Linked DNA regions of Mus musculus: region 2 is linked to region 1. A link is a loop called in an ENCODE intact Hi-C map of the cell type or tissue named here. Cell type or tissue: heart. All regions are shown on one strand. Each heading gives the region's core, and the rest is flanking DNA. Links, peaks and the distances in the headings are about the cores only. Region 1 holds the start of Wdr18 (WD repeat domain 18). Region 2 holds the start of Atp5d (ATP synthase, H+ transporting, mitochondrial F1 complex, delta subunit).

The links. Hi-C counts contacts between places; a loop is a spot of excess contacts. Peaks named below come from ENCODE experiments on the same cell type or tissue, not always from the same donor. Only the 100,000 strongest peaks of a DNase experiment are listed, where the experiment ranks them.
Region 2: it touches region 1 in a loop (4-fold over the local background); 6 of 42 quality-filtered maps call a loop at or near these places.

What each region holds. Positions count from the first base shown.
Region 1 is chr10:79,955,837-79,964,198 of GRCm38, reverse strand. It overlaps Wdr18 (WD repeat domain 18), which reads right to left and starts at 4,047. Exons shown (of 10, transcript NM_175450.4): 1 at 3,827-4,047; 2 at 3,087-3,197. The coding sequence starts at 4,036. In heart, for the core only: CTCF peaks have their summits at 4,124 (motif pointing left), 5,134 (motif pointing right) and 5,887 (motif pointing right); DNase peaks (open chromatin) are centred at 3,118, 4,178, 5,858 and 7,288; H3K4me3 peaks cover 2,354 bases; H3K27ac peaks cover 3,099 bases.
Region 2 is chr10:80,137,714-80,146,084 of GRCm38, reverse strand. Atp5d (ATP synthase, H+ transporting, mitochondrial F1 complex, delta subunit) reads right to left here and starts at 3,770. Exons shown (of 4, transcript NM_025313.2): 1 at 3,479-3,770; 2 at 2,100-2,253; 3 at 778-866; 4 at 267-662. The coding sequence starts at 3,619. The coding sequence ends at 540. It also overlaps a transcript of Cbarp not described here and a transcript of Midn not described here. In heart, for the core only: CTCF peaks have their summits at 458 (motif pointing left), 2,745 (motif pointing left) and 4,533; DNase peaks (open chromatin) are centred at 684, 3,774, 4,614, 6,864 and 5 weaker places; H3K4me3 peaks cover 5,989 bases; H3K27ac peaks cover 4,620 bases; H3K27me3 peaks cover 778 bases.

The sequences.
Region 1 (8,362 bases), core at 1-8,000:
ACACGCTCACATCTCCAAGAGAGTGTGGGCCACAATTGTCAGCAGAACCTTAGGCCCCAGAGGCCCCTGGGTGTCACAAAGATGCTGAGACTTACAGGTCCTCACCCCAGAGAAAGGGACAATTCCCATATCAGCTTTAGCCCAAGAACCTATGAGCTGGGCAGTACCCCTGGGGGCCATCAGAAATCTTTAAAGACACCATGGTGGGGCAAAAGCCAGCCAGCCCTTCATCAAGAGGAGGCACCAAGCTAGGCTTGGAGAGGCAAACAAGAGTCACCTGGGAAGAAGGAACCTCAACTGAGAAACTGCTTCCACCAGGCTGCCCTGTGGGCCAGTATCTTAATTAAATGTTTGACCTGGGCCCTCCACCTATGGATGGTACCAGCCTGGGAAGGTTGTCCTGGGTCGCATAAGAAAGTAAGCTGGGAGCCAGGCGGTGGTGGCGCACGCCTTTAATCCTAGCACTTGTGAGGCAGAGGCAGGCGAATTTCTGAGTTCGAGGCCAGCCTGGTCTACAGAGTGAGTTCCAGTCTCAAAACAACAACAACAAAAAAAAGTAAGCTGGGGCTGGAGAGATAGTTCAGTGGTTAGAGCACTGGCTGTGCTTCCAGAGAACCTGGGTTTGATTCCCAGCACCCACAAGGAGGGTCACATCCACCAGAGAAGCCTACACCTCTGGCTTCCAAAGGGCACCAGACACACACGCAAGCAAATACTCATATACAAAAAAAAAAAAAAAAGTCTGCTTTAAAAGGCTGAGAGAGGCGGGGCAGCAGTAGCACACATCTTTAGCCGCAGACTCCGGAGGTGGAGGCAGAGGCAGAGGTGGAGGCAGAGGCAGAAGCAGAGGTGGAGGCAGAGGTGGAGGCAGAGGCAGAGGCAGAGGCAGAGGCAGAGGCAGAGGCAGAAGCAGAGGTGGAGGCAGAGGCAGGTGGATCCCTTAGTTCAAGGCCAGCCTGGTCTACTGATCAAGTTCCGGGACAGCCAGGGTTAAACAGAGAAACCCTGTCTCAAAAAGACCAAAAACCAAAGGGTTTAAAGAGTGCTTTAAAAGGTTGAGACGGCAAGTGTTGAGTCCCTGCCCAACAGGCTCGGTGCTGGGCTCCACCCCAGCACTGGGGAGGTGGTACCAGGTGGGTCTGGAAGTCAAGGGTTACATAATGAGGTCAACACCAGCCTGGCCACATAAGACTGACAACGAAAATCAAAGGACATGTAGTTGCCACTTAAATGTGAAGATCCACCTTCCGATCTCCAGTCTACAGTGATTGTCTACGGCATTCTGAGAATTCTTGGAAACTTGAAACAGTGGGATCCTGTCCCATACAAGATGGAGGGCAAGGACCAACCACTGAAGGTGTTTCCTGTTGCCTACATGCAAACACTCCCGTACAAAGCATGTACATATGCACAGAATAAAGGGGATGTCTCAGACACGGGGCCCTCAGTACACAGCAGCACAAGCCACGCTGTGGGGCTGTAAGACCTTGGCTTTGGTTTTCCTCTCTGCCCAAGCCAGCTTCAGCATCATGGGCTGAGAATGCCATGGAGGTCCTGGCATGGTTTGGAGGAAGATGAAGCCAGGAGGAGCAGAAACATGGCTGAGCTCAGCTCTGTGCTGCCGGCACCTTCCCTCCACATAAGGCCAGGTCAGGACAGCCTGGACCCTTCAGTTCTCCAGGGTTATTAACTAGTCCTGACCCAGAGGCAGGCAGCTGGGGCCAGCAGAAGGACCTCTGGCTCTGTGGGAAGCAGGGTGCTGGTACCTTTGTGCCTGACTGTGAGACAAGGGGGGCTGGCTATCACTGGGCTTATGGTAAGTTTTACTTTATTTTTTTTCTTAAGTTTACTTACTCATTTTATATATTTGAGTACACTGTGGCTGTCTCCAGATACTAGAAGACAGCATTGGATTACAGATGGTTGTGAGCCACCATGTGGTTGCTGGGAATTGAACTTGGGACCTCTTGAAGAGCAGTCGGTGCTCTTAACTGCTGAATCATTTCTCAGGACCCCGGATAGTTTTATTTTAAATTTCTTTTTTTTCTTTTCTTTTCTTTTTTCTTTTTTTGGTTTTTTCAAGACAGGGTTTCTCTGTATAGCTTGGAACTCACTTTGCAGACCAGGCACGCCCGGCAAAAAAAATTTTTTTTTTTTGGTTTTAGAGACAGGGTTTCTTTGTGTAGACCCGGCTGTCCTGGAACTCCCTTTGTAGACCAGGCTGGCCTTGAACTAAGAAATTCACCTGCCTCTGCCTCTCAAGGACTGGGATTAAAGGCGTGTGCCACCACTGCCAGGCTTTAAATTTCTTTGTAGGTCTAGGGGTACTCTCAGAGGCCAGATTTGAAGGTGCTTAGTTCCCTGGAGCTACAGACAGTTGTGAGCTGCCATGTGAGTGCTGTGAACTAAACCTGGATCCCCTGAAAGAGCAGCCAATGTTCTTAACTGCTGAGCCAGCTCTCTCATTCAGTAGACAGTTTTTCTTTCTTTTTTCAGGTTTATTTCCTTTATGAGTATTTTGCCTGCGTGCCTGTATGTGCATGCAGTGGGCAGTCTGGTGCCTACTGAGATCAAAAGAGGTGTCAAGTTCTCTAGAACTGAAGTTATGGATGGCTGTGAGCCATTCTGTGGGTGCTGGGAATTGAACCCAGGTCCTCTGCAAGAGCAACAAGTGTAGTCAATCACGGGAGCATTTCTCTTTGCTGCTGACTATGGATGTTAACTGACTTTCTGCTTCCTGCGCTGACTTCCCTCATATAAACCACAAGTGTAAATAAATGCTTTCCTCCTCCTCTGCACTGCTTCTGGTTCCTGCCTCCTCCTCCTCTGTACTAATTCTGGTCACTGCCCTTTTCTAAGTTTCTTTCCTGGTTGCTCACGACAGCACTAGAGCCACCAGCAGGTTGAACACTGTCCTGTATCTCAGTCACAAATGAGGACCCTATAGACATGGCCACATTTTTGTTTTCAGAAGTCATGGGTAAGATCTCCAAGACCACCTGCCTACCTCAGGTAAAACTGGACACCAACCAGTTTTACTCTCTAGCATTCCCAAGTGACACATACGTGTGACAAGCTGTTCTCACCTCCCACAGGTAGATGCTCTCTGCAATTCCTGCCAGGACATACAAGCCATTAGGTGCTGTGGTCAGACAGGTGACAGGCCCAGGACACATGATTTTCTGTTGGAGCTGATCCTAGGGACACAGGATACAAGACAAACTATGTGAGTATCAGAACGGAGGCAATGGAAGGTTAAAGTTTTTAGTACAGAGAGCAAGAGTAAGGGGGTTGGGGAGACAGACTGCTCAAGTGAGGGGTTGTCGGTGCGGCTCAGGGTTAGAACCACTGCCTAGAACCTCCCAGTGAAGGGCAGGGTCAGGGCTCAGCAGTAGGGATCCCAGCGGACAAGAAGGAAGCTCTGTGTTCCAGAAACATCAGAACCAGTAACCCCAGGCCTCAGTCAGTCCTGACTATGAAGATCTGCGACTCTTTACGAGGGTAACAAAAGGACGGGCCGTCGGTCTCTGTCTTCCTGCGGCTCCTCAAGATCTCTGATCTGCCATGCTGTCCAAAAGCATGACCTCTAACGGACCCCATTTTCCCTTCTGCATCAAAATTGGCGTCCCTAACACTACAAGCGTGCAAAAGCGGATTCGCCATCGATCTTCATCTGAGCACGCGTGCGTTGGCGCCATCTCCCTAGGAGAAAACCCCTCGGCCTCCGAGTACGCCCTGTCACGCAGCCACCCCAGGGTCGCCGGGACCCCAACCCTGGCGGCGCCCCAGGACTCTCGGCTGCCCCGCGGACGCTGAGGCCCCACACCTTACGCTGCAGCTCCCAGGCGCAGATGTAGTTCTTGCCCTGCTGCGCCGCCAGCAGGTACTCGCCATTGAGTAGCGCCAGGCCTCGCGGCCCCGCTTGGCCGCCTCGGTAGGTGAGCAGGTTGGCGCCCGAATGAAGCTCCCACACCACGCAGCTCCAGAGCTGTGCCGCGGCGTCAGTACACACCACCACTTCCATGGGCGCCGCCATCTTGCTCTGCCAGTCCCGCCCCTGAATCCCATCATCCTTAGAGAGACTGTTAAGATGGCTCCTGGCCGACTAGAACGGCCATAGCGCCTCCTAGAGGCCAAACTGGAAAGTCTACGCATGCGCGGTAGCTTCACCAAGCCGAGGAGGCTGTTGATTGCCTGGTGCTTTACGGGTTCCAGGAGCCCTAACGTGCGCATGCGTAAAAAGTTCGCGGCTCTGGGGCGGAGCTAGCAGCAGGTGAGAGGGCGTAGCCAGACGACCTGCACATGCGTACAAGCCAGTGCGCGAAAGGCGTAATGCTAGACCCAGCCAAGCAGGTTAAAGAACACCAGGAGCTTCTTCGGGGGCGGGGCGGGGCGGGGCGGGGCGGGGCGGGGCAAAACAAAACAAAACAAAACAAAACAAAACAAAACAAAACAAAACAAAACAAAACAAAACAAAACAAAACAAAACAAAACAAAACAAAACAAAACAAAACAAAACAAAACAAAACAAAACAAAACTGGATTCCTGCACATGCGTAGAAGACTGGGGAGTCCCTGGCCGGTCAGCACTGTATTACCTCTGTGTAGTGGAAGGTATTTTTGCTACCTGTTTGCTGGGTTTGTCTTTTTTTTTTCTTTCTTTTGTTTTCTTTTTCTTTCTTTCCTTCTTTTTTTCTTTCTTTCCTTCTTTCTTTTCGAGACAGTGTCTCTTTATGTGCTGGGTGGCCTTGAGCCTCCACCACCGGTGACCGGTTTATTTACTTTCTTTTCTTCTTCTTCTTTTCTTCTTCTTCTTCTTCTTCTTTTCTTCTTCTTTCTTCTTCTTCTTCTTCTTCTTCTTCTTCTTCTTCTTCTTCTTCTTCTTCTTCTTTTCTTCTTCTTCTTCTTCTCCTCCTCCTCCTCCTCCTCCTCCTCCTCCTCCTCCTCCTCCTCCTCCTTCTTCTTCTTCTTCTTCTTCAGATATTTACTTTATTTACATTTCAAATATTGTCCCCTTTCCTGGCTTTCCCTCTGAAACCGGTTTACTTTTTTTTTTTTAAAGATTTATTTATTTATTATATGTAAGTACACTGTAGCTGTTTTCAGACACTCCAGAAGAGGGAGTCAGATTTTGTTACAGATGGTTGTGAGCCACTATATGGTTGCTGGGATTTGAACTCCAGACCTTTGGAAGAGCCGTCGGGTGCTCTTACCCACTGAGCCATCTCACCAGCCCCCGGTTTACTTTTTAAACCTTGTTTTATAGCAAAAATATAAACCACTGATCTTTATACTTTATTTAGACCAAATGAAGTTAGTGACTTACTGCATGTAAAATCAGGCTACATACTCATCAAGGATAATATGTCTGGCTGAGGTGAATTGGTGATTAAACTCTTACCAATCGACCCACGCCCTTTATGGATTTGCCGCTTCTTTGCCCTTTCCTCTTTTGAGCCATAAATTTCAAATTTGTATTCGGTTCACTCCGTGTAGACCCAAAAGGTCAATCTCTAGCCAAGCAACCTTTAGCCTCGGGTCACAGCTGCTGGTCATAGGCCAGGTCTAAAACCAAGTGTCCCCTCCCTCCCTCCCTCCCTCCCTCCCTCCCTCCCTCCCTCCATGTGCTGTTAGTAAAGGAGATTGCAAGCAATTGTGGAATCGCAGCTGGGAATGTGGCTGCCAGAGCGCTGCGCCTGCCGTGGCAGCAGAGCTGGACGCACGGTGGGATGGTGAGCTGGGTCTAAGAGCAGCTATTGGGCCTGTGAAGGGAGCAAGGTTGCATGCTGGGTGCAAGCATTGGACTCAGCGACCCTGCGACCTCAGGCCAGAAAGAGAGGAAACGAGTCCGAGTGAGGCGTGTCACCCAATGTGGCCCCAAGATGGCAGGCTCGAGCTGCGGGGGAACAGGGAGGACACGGTAGGTGGTTCTCAAGAGAAGGCACCACTTTGAGCAAGAAACTCAGGAACAAGGTGCTGTCCAGTGGCACAGACACAGGTCTGGCAGAGGATGGAGCATGTAGAGCTGCATTTGAGAACGTTAGAGGGGACAGTCATGTGCTACTTCATTATGGGAGAGAGGAAATTTATTCCCCAAGGTTTAAGCTCAGGTTGTTCTTAAACACCAGACACTCCTACCTCAGCTGCCTATGAGCTAGGATGAAGCTACTTTTAATGCTAAAGTGTGACTAAGAAGAGAAATGAGAGGTTATCTCAAGCTGCCTCAGTGGGTAAGAGCACTTGCTATTCTTGCAGGATACCTGGGTTCAGTTCCCAGCACCTTCTCCAGGGTGGTTCACAGTCACCTGTAACTCCAGCTCCAGGGATCCAACACCTTTGGCACTCAGAGGGACCTGCATGCCAGTGAATGTACCCCCCCCCCACAGATACATACATATTTAATTTAAAAAACAATGAAACAAGAAACAGATGGCTCAGCCAGGCAGCAGTGGTAGCGCACGCCTTTAATCCCAGCACTTGGGAGGCAGAGGCAGGCGGATTTCTGAGTTCGAGGCCAGCTTGGTCTACAGAGTAAGTTCCAGGACAGCCAGGGCTACACAGAGAAACCCTGTCTTGAAAAAAACAAAAAGAAAGAGAAGGAGAGGAAGGAAGGAAGGAAAGAAGGAAGGAAGGAAGGAAAAGAAAAGAAAAGAAAGAAAGAAAGAAAGAAAGGGCTCAGTAGTGGGGGTAGAAGGAGAAGGAAGGAAGGAAGGAAGGAAGGAAAGAAAGAAAGAAAGAAAGAAAGAAAGAAAGAAAGAAAGGGCTCAGTAGTGGGGGTAGAAGAGTTGGTAGAGGGGGTTGGATTAGCAGCATGAAGCCCTGGATGGGTTTCATCCCCAGTGTCACAGAAAACAAGCATGGGTGCACAGGTGTCATTGCAAACACTTGGGACCAGGAATCTGAGGTCATTTTGGGCTACTTGGTGCCTTTGAAGCTAGTCTGGGTACATGAGACCCCATGTCAGAATTTAAATAGATAATAAGAAATAAAAGAAAGATAGAAGACAATCTATCTTCTTTGGGTCCTCAGCACGGGGGTCAGGTATGTGTGTCAAAGGCCAACTTGGGAGCTTGAACTTGGGTGCAAAGTTCCACTTGTCAGGTCTGAATGGTGGGTGAGCTCCTTGTAGGAATCTAGTCCACTGGTTCCTTGCCTCCCCCCACGCCCCAACAACCTGTGGCTGATGGGTTCATGTGCTTCAGGCCCCAGGTACATCCCTATCTGACCTGAAGCTTTCTCAGCCTCCATTCTAGGGTGCTGGGCAGGGACAGCAGCTGGGGCAGGCTCTCCTGCAGCAGGCCAGCCCTTGAGGCTTGGTCACGTTCCTTCCCTGGGGGTGGGTGGCCAGGCAGACTCTGAGGTTAGAGGTCAGCCCGCCTCCAGCCCAGCCCCTGGAATGAGGATAGTCCAGTTGTGTAGGCTTTAAGAACAAAAGCCACACTTGGGCGTTTGAGACCACCCAGTTGCCAGACCTCTGAAAAAATGGAAGGAACCACCAATGATTGAGGGAGCTGCATCAGGGGAAACTGAGGCACAAACATAATTCCCCATACAGTAGCCCCAATGTTTCCATTCTGTCACTGCCTAACCATCCCCCCATGGATGGCCCATCATCTGGGGACTCCTCGGGGAGAAAGGATGATAGTGGATCCCCCCTCAGGAGGAGGGAGGGAAAGGATGATACTGGAACCTCCCCCCCACCCCCAGGAGGAGGGAGGTCCAATTGACCTCCCTGGAATTTTGTTCTGCCGGTCTGAGTAGTTTCGGATCCCTGGGTGGGATGTGCTACAGGGCTCTGAGGCATCTCAGAGCTGTGCAGCCTCAGGGCCACTCAAGTTCCCTTTCTGATGCTCTTTGGCCAAGGAGAGAAAACAGCAGGACCAACTAAGCCAATTTTCCTGAAAGACTTTAAAAATAAATAAACAAATACAAAAACAGCTGGCCCTTATCCTTCACCCCCAAGTTGGGTGTCAGGGGCAGGTGGATGACATCCTTCCTCAGGAACAGGGTATAAAATGCTGGTTTGAGGGGCTAGTAGGAGCCAGCCAGCAGCTGTTTTCCTCAATTCTGTCAGCAACCTGAGGATGGACTAGCCTGGGCCAGCCTCAGTCAGAGCAGGCAGGATGAGCATCGGGTGGGCCAGGTCTGGGCCTGTCCACTAGGCCGCATCTGCCTTGAGTCATGCAGTCTCCCAAGTCCCCTGTGTAAGGTCACTGCCCGTCAAGGTGTGCCCAGGGACCCTCTCCCTGGTGCCCACTGAGGCACATCACAGCTGGAAGTGGCCAAGCCAGGTGTGGCAGCACACACCTTTGATTCTAGTTCTCTGGAGGCTGAGGGACTCGTGAGCCGGAAGCCAGGAGGC
Region 2 (8,371 bases), core at 95-8,094, 180 kb before region 1:
CCAGAGCCTGTGGGGTGGGACAGGGGGGCCTGGCTGGTGGTCAGGGCGCTTTGCCTGGCCAGCAGCACTAGTCACACCCATTACTTCATGCCCTGCCCTCAACGCTTGCCCATCCCACCCATTCCAGCAGGCAGCACCCCAACAACCAGCCACCATGTTTCCTACCCAGAGTCGCCGATTGCCTCTGGGGGCCCAGCCAGACACAGGAACCCCAGGCAGGGTTGAAGAGAGCCCTAGCTTTGTGCTGTGCAGTTAGAAACAGAACACTCAGTTGGTTCCTGGTGTTTAATGGAGACAGGCTGGGTAAGTTGACGACGGTTCAGGTGGCTTTGAGGGGCAATCAAGGCCATCTCTCCAGAGGCATCGTGGGGATGCCAGATTGGGGAATCCTCCATGACCTGGCAGACAGGCACCAGGAAGCTTTAAGCCCAGCAACTGGAGCACTGCTGACCCCTGGTGGCCACTTCAGCCCACTGGGAACTTCTCATCGGCCTGGACCTGGCTCAGTTTCCCCGTGGGTGTCAGACAGTAGGTACCACCTACTCCAGGGCCTTCACTAGGGCTTCATTGGCCTCAATACGGATCTGGATCTCAGCCCGTGCTGCCTCGTCCGCCGCACCTGACAGTTCTGACTGCGCCTTCTCCAGGTTGGCCCGGGCTGCCTGCAGAGGAGTGGGCCAGTGTGAGGGACAGGCAGGGCCGGAAGCAGGAAAGCACACTCCTGTGAGCAGCACTTGCCCTGCCCTGCCCTGCCTTAGTTTCCCATCCACTGCTCACCCCCAGGTCCAGCATGTCCAGTGTCACAGCTTCTTCAGCTAGTAACTGCACAGAGGAGTCGGCATTCACAGTGACGGAGCCGCTGCTCACTGTGGAGGAGAGGGTCTGAGCAGCCTCCTTGGGCAGCCTCACCGCCCATGTGTGCTCAGGGCCACCAGCCCTCTGCCTCCCCAGGCCAATGCCCACTCTAGGCCACTTGCAGAGTGACCCTGCAAGACTGGGGCACAGGCCAAGCATGTGGATGGTGGCAAAGGATGGCCAGGCCCGGTGCACACCTGTCGCCTAGCCCCCTGGGGAGGCTGAGGTAGGGGACTGCCAGTTCAAAGCCACTCAAGACAACACAGAGAGGTCTTCCCTCAAACTAAGTGTAAAAGAGGAGCCAGGACTGAGGCTCGGTGGGTACTGTGTTTGCCTGGCATGTGCAAGATCCTGGGTTCAACCCTCAGCAAGGCAGAAACTGGGTATGCCAACATAAACCTGTCACCCCTATCACCCAGGAGGTGGAGGATCAGAAATTCAAAGTCAGCATGGCTAAGGAAACACTGCTTTAAAATCAGAAAGCAAACCGAAAAGGAAACTGAAGGGCCCCAGAGCCAGTGCAGAGAGAGTACCCACTGTGCAGAGAGAAGGAGCAGAGTTTGCGGGAAGCCAATCCTAATGGTGAGGAGTAGGGCAGGAGAGTGTCTGTGGCTCACTGGCCAGCCTGCCTCGCTAAGAATGTGGCAAACTCAGGTTCTGCCCATCTCAAAGGAACAAAGACAGAAAGAGCTTATGAAGGAGGGTGCCACCAATGTCCTTCCGTCACATGTGTGCACACATCCTTCCCACCTTCACCGCCACGCCTGCTCTGGTACTTGCCCAAACATAACCATACAGAACAACAGTGTGTGGGGGCCTGACTCGTGGACGGAGCCCGGAGCCCTCGGCTGGAATCCCCCAGCGATGACCATGGGCTGTATCCCCTGCCTAGAAAGCTCCAGGCCCTGGGTTCCATCGTGGGTATTGTTAAATAATGAGATATGAGAGAAGACAAGACACACCCCTTCATCTGGAGAAGGGGCAAGATGGAAGTCCAACCCGGAAACGTGGGTCCTTCAGACCGGCTCCCTCCTACACCAAGGCTATCTTACCCTAAAGGCTTAGCTCCTCAACCGTCATTTCTCCATGTCTTCCTGCCCAGCTATGGCGAGGTCAGCTGCTGGCTTTACTCTGTGCCCCAGATGACCACATCTTTGTCATGGCAGGCTGGGCAAGCTTCTTCCCTTTGCTTTCTCCCTGCCCTTCTCAAACCTGAACGTCTATGCATCCTGGGCCACACTCACCAAAGTACTTAGTCGTGGTGCCGTCTTCTGTGTGAACCACTACCAGCCCAGGCCGTAGGACCTGTAGTGTGGGGACATGGGATGCCAAGATGCCAAAGGCTCCAGTCAGCGTAGGCACGTCCACTTGCTTGACGTTGGCACTGTCAAAGAACACCTGCAGAGAGTGTACACCATGGGGTAGGCATTATCCCATGCCTGCTGTACAGTGGGCACAGAGAGGATGGAATTCTGATGGGACACAGACACTACCAAGAGCTGACATTAGACTCAGCTTGCTCACCTGTGAAATGTCTATGTCTAAAAGAGTGTCTAGAAGAGGTGACTGAAACAGAGGGCAATGCAGTGTAGTGCAGCGTGCTGATCCAGCCCCTGGTATGGGGTTTCTGAGAAACCCAAAGGCTGTCTCACAACCACTCAGGAAGTTGCTATGAGGTAGTCAAAAGTGTAAAACCAACCCAGGCTTACAAATAGCATGGCTGTAAGTTGGTAAAACCTTGGCTAAGGTCTATCCAATTAAGGATATTAGGTCCAGGGCTGGAGAGATGGCTCAGTGGGTAAGAGCACTTCCGAAGGTCCTGAGTTCAAATCTCAGCAACCACATGGTGGCTCACAACCACCCATAATGAGAACTGATGCCCTCTTCTGGTTTGTCTGAAAACAAACAGTTTACTTACATACAATAAATAAGTAAATCTTTAAAGAAAAAAAAAAAAAAGGATATTTGGTCCAGGCAAACCCAACAGGATGAGGAGCTTCGGTCAATCCCAGGTGACCCCAACAGTGGCCAGGCTTCTGTTCTGAGTCCAAATCTCCTTCAGGATCTGGGTCCAGGCAATTTCCAAGAGCTCCAGGTCTGGGTACTGGTGACCCCTATCTGGGCAACAGCTTGGGGACTTGGGGAATCCCCCACGGGTAGAAACTGTGAGCCATGTAAAACCCAAAGGCATTGCTCTGTGCTCCATTGTTCATCCTAGCTCCAAGTGACACCACCTAAGCCTTGAGTAGAGCCTGGGGTTCATATCAATCTCGGGTACAACACCCAAGGACAGGGCCTGAGTGACCACCACCAAGGTGTAGAGCCTAGAACACCCCAAAACAGAAGGGTTTGTGAAGGCAAAATCTGGGTTCCAGATATAGGTGATCCACCTCCCAGAGGGTGGAGTCTTATGTCCAGGTGACGCCCTTAGGGGTGGAGCATGAAGTTTCAGTGAACACTGAGGTCGAGCCCTGGGTCCAGGTGACCCCATCCAGGGGTGAGGTCTGGGGTGGGGGGAGGTTCACAGGGCCCCATGGGGATGAAACAAATGACCTAATACAAGAGAACCTCTTCCACGGGTCAGATCAGGGGCTTGACGAGTCTGGGGGATGTGAGTTCGTACCTGCGTCGGGGAGGCAAAGGTGAAGGACATCTGTCCGGGCCCGGCGGCGGGGGCAGGTGCAGCGGCGGCCTCGGCGTATGTACGCGCCTGAAGCATCAGGCGGCGCAGGCCCGGGTGACGAAGCAGTGAGGCGGGCAACATGGTGGCGGAAAAGTCAGTGGACTCTAGCTTCGCGGGCGGCCGACACACTGGGCAAGCGAGGCGGCCTTCAGGGAGGGAGAAGGACGACGCGCGGTGCCTTCTGGGAGGCGCAGTTCCCACAAGAACGCACGCGCACAGGATTCTCCGAAGGCTGCGCGATGCAGTACGCGCTGAGCATTCTGGGAGGTATACTTTCCCTTGGCCCCACCCCTTGCAGTGATGCCTAGAAGTGGGATCCTCCTATGCCGGGTGGGTCATTCTGGGAATTGTAGTTTTCTTCGCCTTCTAACAGCAAACGACTCTGGGTTCTTGGGATGCGGTTCTTTCTGCAAACGAACATATTCCCTCAGGAGGGGAATGTTTGCGCGGAAATGATATGGGCTTGATATCAGGTGCCAAGCATTCGAGGCCCAGAAGAAGCAAACCTGTAACGTGTTGGAACAGAAGAATTAAAATGTAGAGTGCGGTGACACACTCTTGCAATCCCCGCACTCGGAACAACCTATTTCCAAAAGTGCATCAAATATAGATGGGCAGTGGTGGCGCGTGCCTTTATTCCCAGCACTTGGGAGGCAGAGGCAGGCGGCTTTCTGAGTTTGAGACCAGCCTGGTCTACAGAGTGAGTTCCAGGACAGCCAACAGCCAGGATTATACAGAAAAATCCTATCTCGAAACACACACACACACACACACACACACACACACACACACACATATATATATATGCATATGCCAGGCGCAGTTAATCCCAACTCCCCGGAGGAAGACTCAAGCGGGGCTCCATGAGTTTGAGACCAACCAGGACTACATCATGAGAAGCTGCTAAATAAATAATTAAATTTCATGATGCCCGCTGCGGTGCGTGCTGGGGAGAGGTCGTGCCAGGAAAGAAGTGCACCGGATGGCGGCAGAGGGCGCGCGAAACCTGGAGATGTACTCGCTCTTCTCCGCAGTCCCCTCCCTGCGGGCCTCCGCCCCTGCGTGCCACTGACGCAGGAGCCCGTGCGCAGGCGGCCAAGGGGCCCCACTGACGCCAGTCTTGTCCGCGCAGCCTCGCTCTCGGTCATGACGTCATCACCCTGCCCCCGCACTCACGCAGGTTCCGGCCTCCGCTCAGCTCTTGGTCCCCATGCCCCACCACGTAGGTTCACAGAAAATGCAGGCATAGGCTTGATGGGGCAAACAGAAGGAAAGCCATTAGCTTTGTTGGATCTTAGAGGAGCAGCTGGCAGCTAGAGGGTCGTGGTCACCCTTGAACCAGAGCCTGGCAGATGCAAGACTACAAGCTAGACTACAAACTTATTCTACTAACTAGAGACTCTGGCACGCAGACCTGCTCAAAAGCCAGCAGTCCTGGCCTTAATCAATCTCTATGAGAGACACCTAGTTCCCAGTCTCTATAATCTGGACAGTTTCCCTGGGCAGTGGGCAGCTAGAAACCCCATTCCCTTCCCTACTCCAGCTCTTAAACAGATACACACGCGCGCGCGCACACACACACACACACACACACACACACACACACACACACACACACCCATACCCGTCCCAGGATCCCATATCTACTCAAATGCTCCATGAAGTAAGAACTCAACGCTAGAAAGATCATGCTTGTCCGGTGGTGAGTGTCCTCTTCCTACCCCCATGGCCACTGTGCCTTACCAGACAAGTCTTCTAAAAACTAAACCTAGGGTGCTGGAGAGATAGTTCAGAGATCAGCAACGAGCACTGTTCTTCCAAGAGACGTGTGCTTCATTCTCAGTGCCCATGGGGGACAGCTAACAGTTGCCTGTAGCTTCAGAAGATCTGACATCCTCCTCTGACCTTCAAAGGCATGTAAATTCACGACCCCCCCCCCCAGAATATTTAGTATTTGGAAAATCCATGTGTTCTGACACACTCATGAGCTTGAGACCAACCTGGTTGGGTTCGGAAGTCTATCCTGGTAGTGCAGGCCAGCCTCGGGTCTGTGGATTAATCCCCTTCACTGAAATGAAAAGGAGGATGGTGTCCTGGAAGTCAGTGTAAGCGACCCACCTTCATGATGACACTTATTTGACTGTGTGGCCAAGCAGGGAATAAGCAGGTATGGTCTGGGAGCATAGGCTCTTTTTTTTTTTTTTTGGTTTTTCGAGACAGGGTTTCTCTGTGTAGCCCTGGCTGTCCTGGAACTCACTCTGTAGACCAGGCTGGCCTCGAACTCAGAGATCCACCTGCATCTGCTTCCGCAGTGCTAGGATTAAAGGCGTGCCCCACCACGCCTGGTGCATAGGCTCTTATAATGAGACTGACCCTGGGTTCGAACCCAGGCACCACCGGGAAGAGAACTGTCTGCAAGTGGAAGGAGTTATAAGGTATGGATCATTCCATAACAGACCTCTATGGATGCAAGTTTAAATGTTATTACATTCATTTAGTTAGTGGGCAAGGGGATAGCAAATCTTTGGGTGTCAAAGGACAACTTGTGAGGGGAGGCACTCTTCCTTTCCTATTCGGGACTGAGGGATGAAACATGGCTGCTTGGGCTCGGCCGCAGGTACCTTAGTTTGCTCAGCTCTTTCACTACAGTTCTCTTGTTTGAGAAGGGGTCTTGTGCTGCTCAGGCTGGCCTAGAATTCTGTGTAGCTGAGGTTGACCTTGCGCTCCTGATCCACTTGATTTCACCTTACAAATGCAGGTGTGCGGGACCATCACAGTTCTGAGGGCAAGTTCCCAGTAGGTGTTTTACAGCACTGGCTATCTGCTGGACCCATAAAGGAACCTGCCAAAGAGCAGCATAAAAGAAAAACATGCAAGTGGGGATGGGGATGTACCTATATCTCATGGCTTGTAAACCAAGGGGATATGCAAACTGGAATTGCACATCTGGAGTGGCAGGTGACAAACTAGATAGTTGAGGGTCCCAGAGACCTGAGATACCCGCGTTAGCTTAGGGGCGTAATGCGCCCCGCCCGCACCGGGTTCTGGGACATTGCAGCACCAGGTAGGCTGAGTCGTGCAGGGGTGAGGGGGGCGGGACTGCGCTACAGCGGGAGGGGGCGCGGGAGCTCAGGCTCCGCCCCACGCCCCCGCCGGAAGGGAAGGGGAGGCGGTGGCCATCGCAGTGCGAGCCAGACGCGGCGGCGAGAGCGGCGGGGGCGGTCAGGCTGCGGGACCGGGCGGTTACCGGGTGCACAGAGCCAGGGGCCGGAGCGGGAGCACCGCCAACGCGGTCACGTGCGCGGCCCCACCTCTCCTGCGCGCCTCCCCCGTGCGCTGCTCTCCCCATTCATAAATTCTCCGTCGGCTCCGCGGCCACCGAGCTCCAGAGCCAACCGGGAGAGCCGTGTATCTGCCGCCCGCCCTCCCGCCGCCCATGGGCCGCACGCCCCGGCGCTGAGGTAGGCGCGGCGGGCCCTGGCGCACGGGGCCGGGCGGGGACGGGCGGGCGAATGCGCGCGGCCAGGGGATGGCGACCAGTTCCAGGGTCCGCCCTGGCCCACTGGTCCTGTCGCGCGCGGCTCCGGGAAGGGAGCGGAGCGTGGGAACGGCCTGAGCGGCCCTGCACCCCGCCCACCGCCCGCAGCCCCGAGAGGGAGCCAGCCCATGCCTGCCCTTGGCCTCAGTTTACCCTAGTGACAGGGCGAGAGCGTTGTCGCCTTGGCCTCCTGGATCCTCACGAGCCTGGCGTCGCGTTCTCTGCGCTTTTCCGCACCGTATCCTACTTGGGGGGCCTGGTGGACGTTCTGTGGGGACTCCATGTCTAGGCTTGCGTTCTCGCTGGCTCTCATGACCCCGCCTTCCTCGCCTTGGGTCTCCAGCCATCTTCCTCCCCCACCTCTCATTACCATCCTCACCATGCCCCACCCCCTCCAGCCTGAATTCATTTCCCGACCTACGTATGCGCCCCATGCCACCCACCAAAATTGATGCCCGCTGCTCTCTGCCTGGGTGCGCTGAGGAAACGTAGCCTTCTGGGGGGGGGTACATCGTTTATTCAGGTTTCGCCCCACAACTCCTCCACCATCCAGTCTGAAAAACACTGGTGACGGTGGAGCCTGCGGGCTCTTCTTCCATGGGAAAGGGGTTTGCATGCTCACGCTGGTGTGGGAAGTAGGGATGGATGGCCAAAATGGCCTTTATTACTCCAGAATCATCTTCATTCCCGGACTGAGTCAGGTGCAGTTTTAACAAGCCCCTTCTGAATCCACCCCACCCCATGATGTGCCCTAGCCTCAGTTTCTCCACGCTTCTGGCAGAGGCCTGGTGAGCAGCCATCTTGGCCAAGCCTTGGGGCGCCCCTGTGGGCGGCCTCCCCCGCGCCCCCGCCCGCCTCCCTCTGCTTGGCAACAGCCCCCCCCCCCCCCCCCGCCACTGCGCGGCCCTGCGCACCGTCGCCATGGGAACCAAAATTTTCAGGCCAGGAACAGATGAGCGTCTTTTGTCCTTTGCACTCCCACCAGTGTGGGGAACAAGGACCTTTCCCTATCGAGTCGTGACTGGGGGTGGGGGAATCATTAGTACAGCCCCGCCCACACCTTAGGTGCACTACCTTCAATTCCTTTTCTGCACCATGAGACCCTGAGACAAGAAGGACACCTGGGATGTTGCCTGAGTATGCTGTGGAGGCGTCATGTGTTTGTTCCTCCAAGGGTGCTTTCCCTTTCCTGGGCATGGCTGCGCTACCTTGCCGGTCTGGCCACCCCAGCCAGCCAGGGAGGTGGTTGGCATTTGGGAAAGCCACATTTACACACACACATACACACACACACA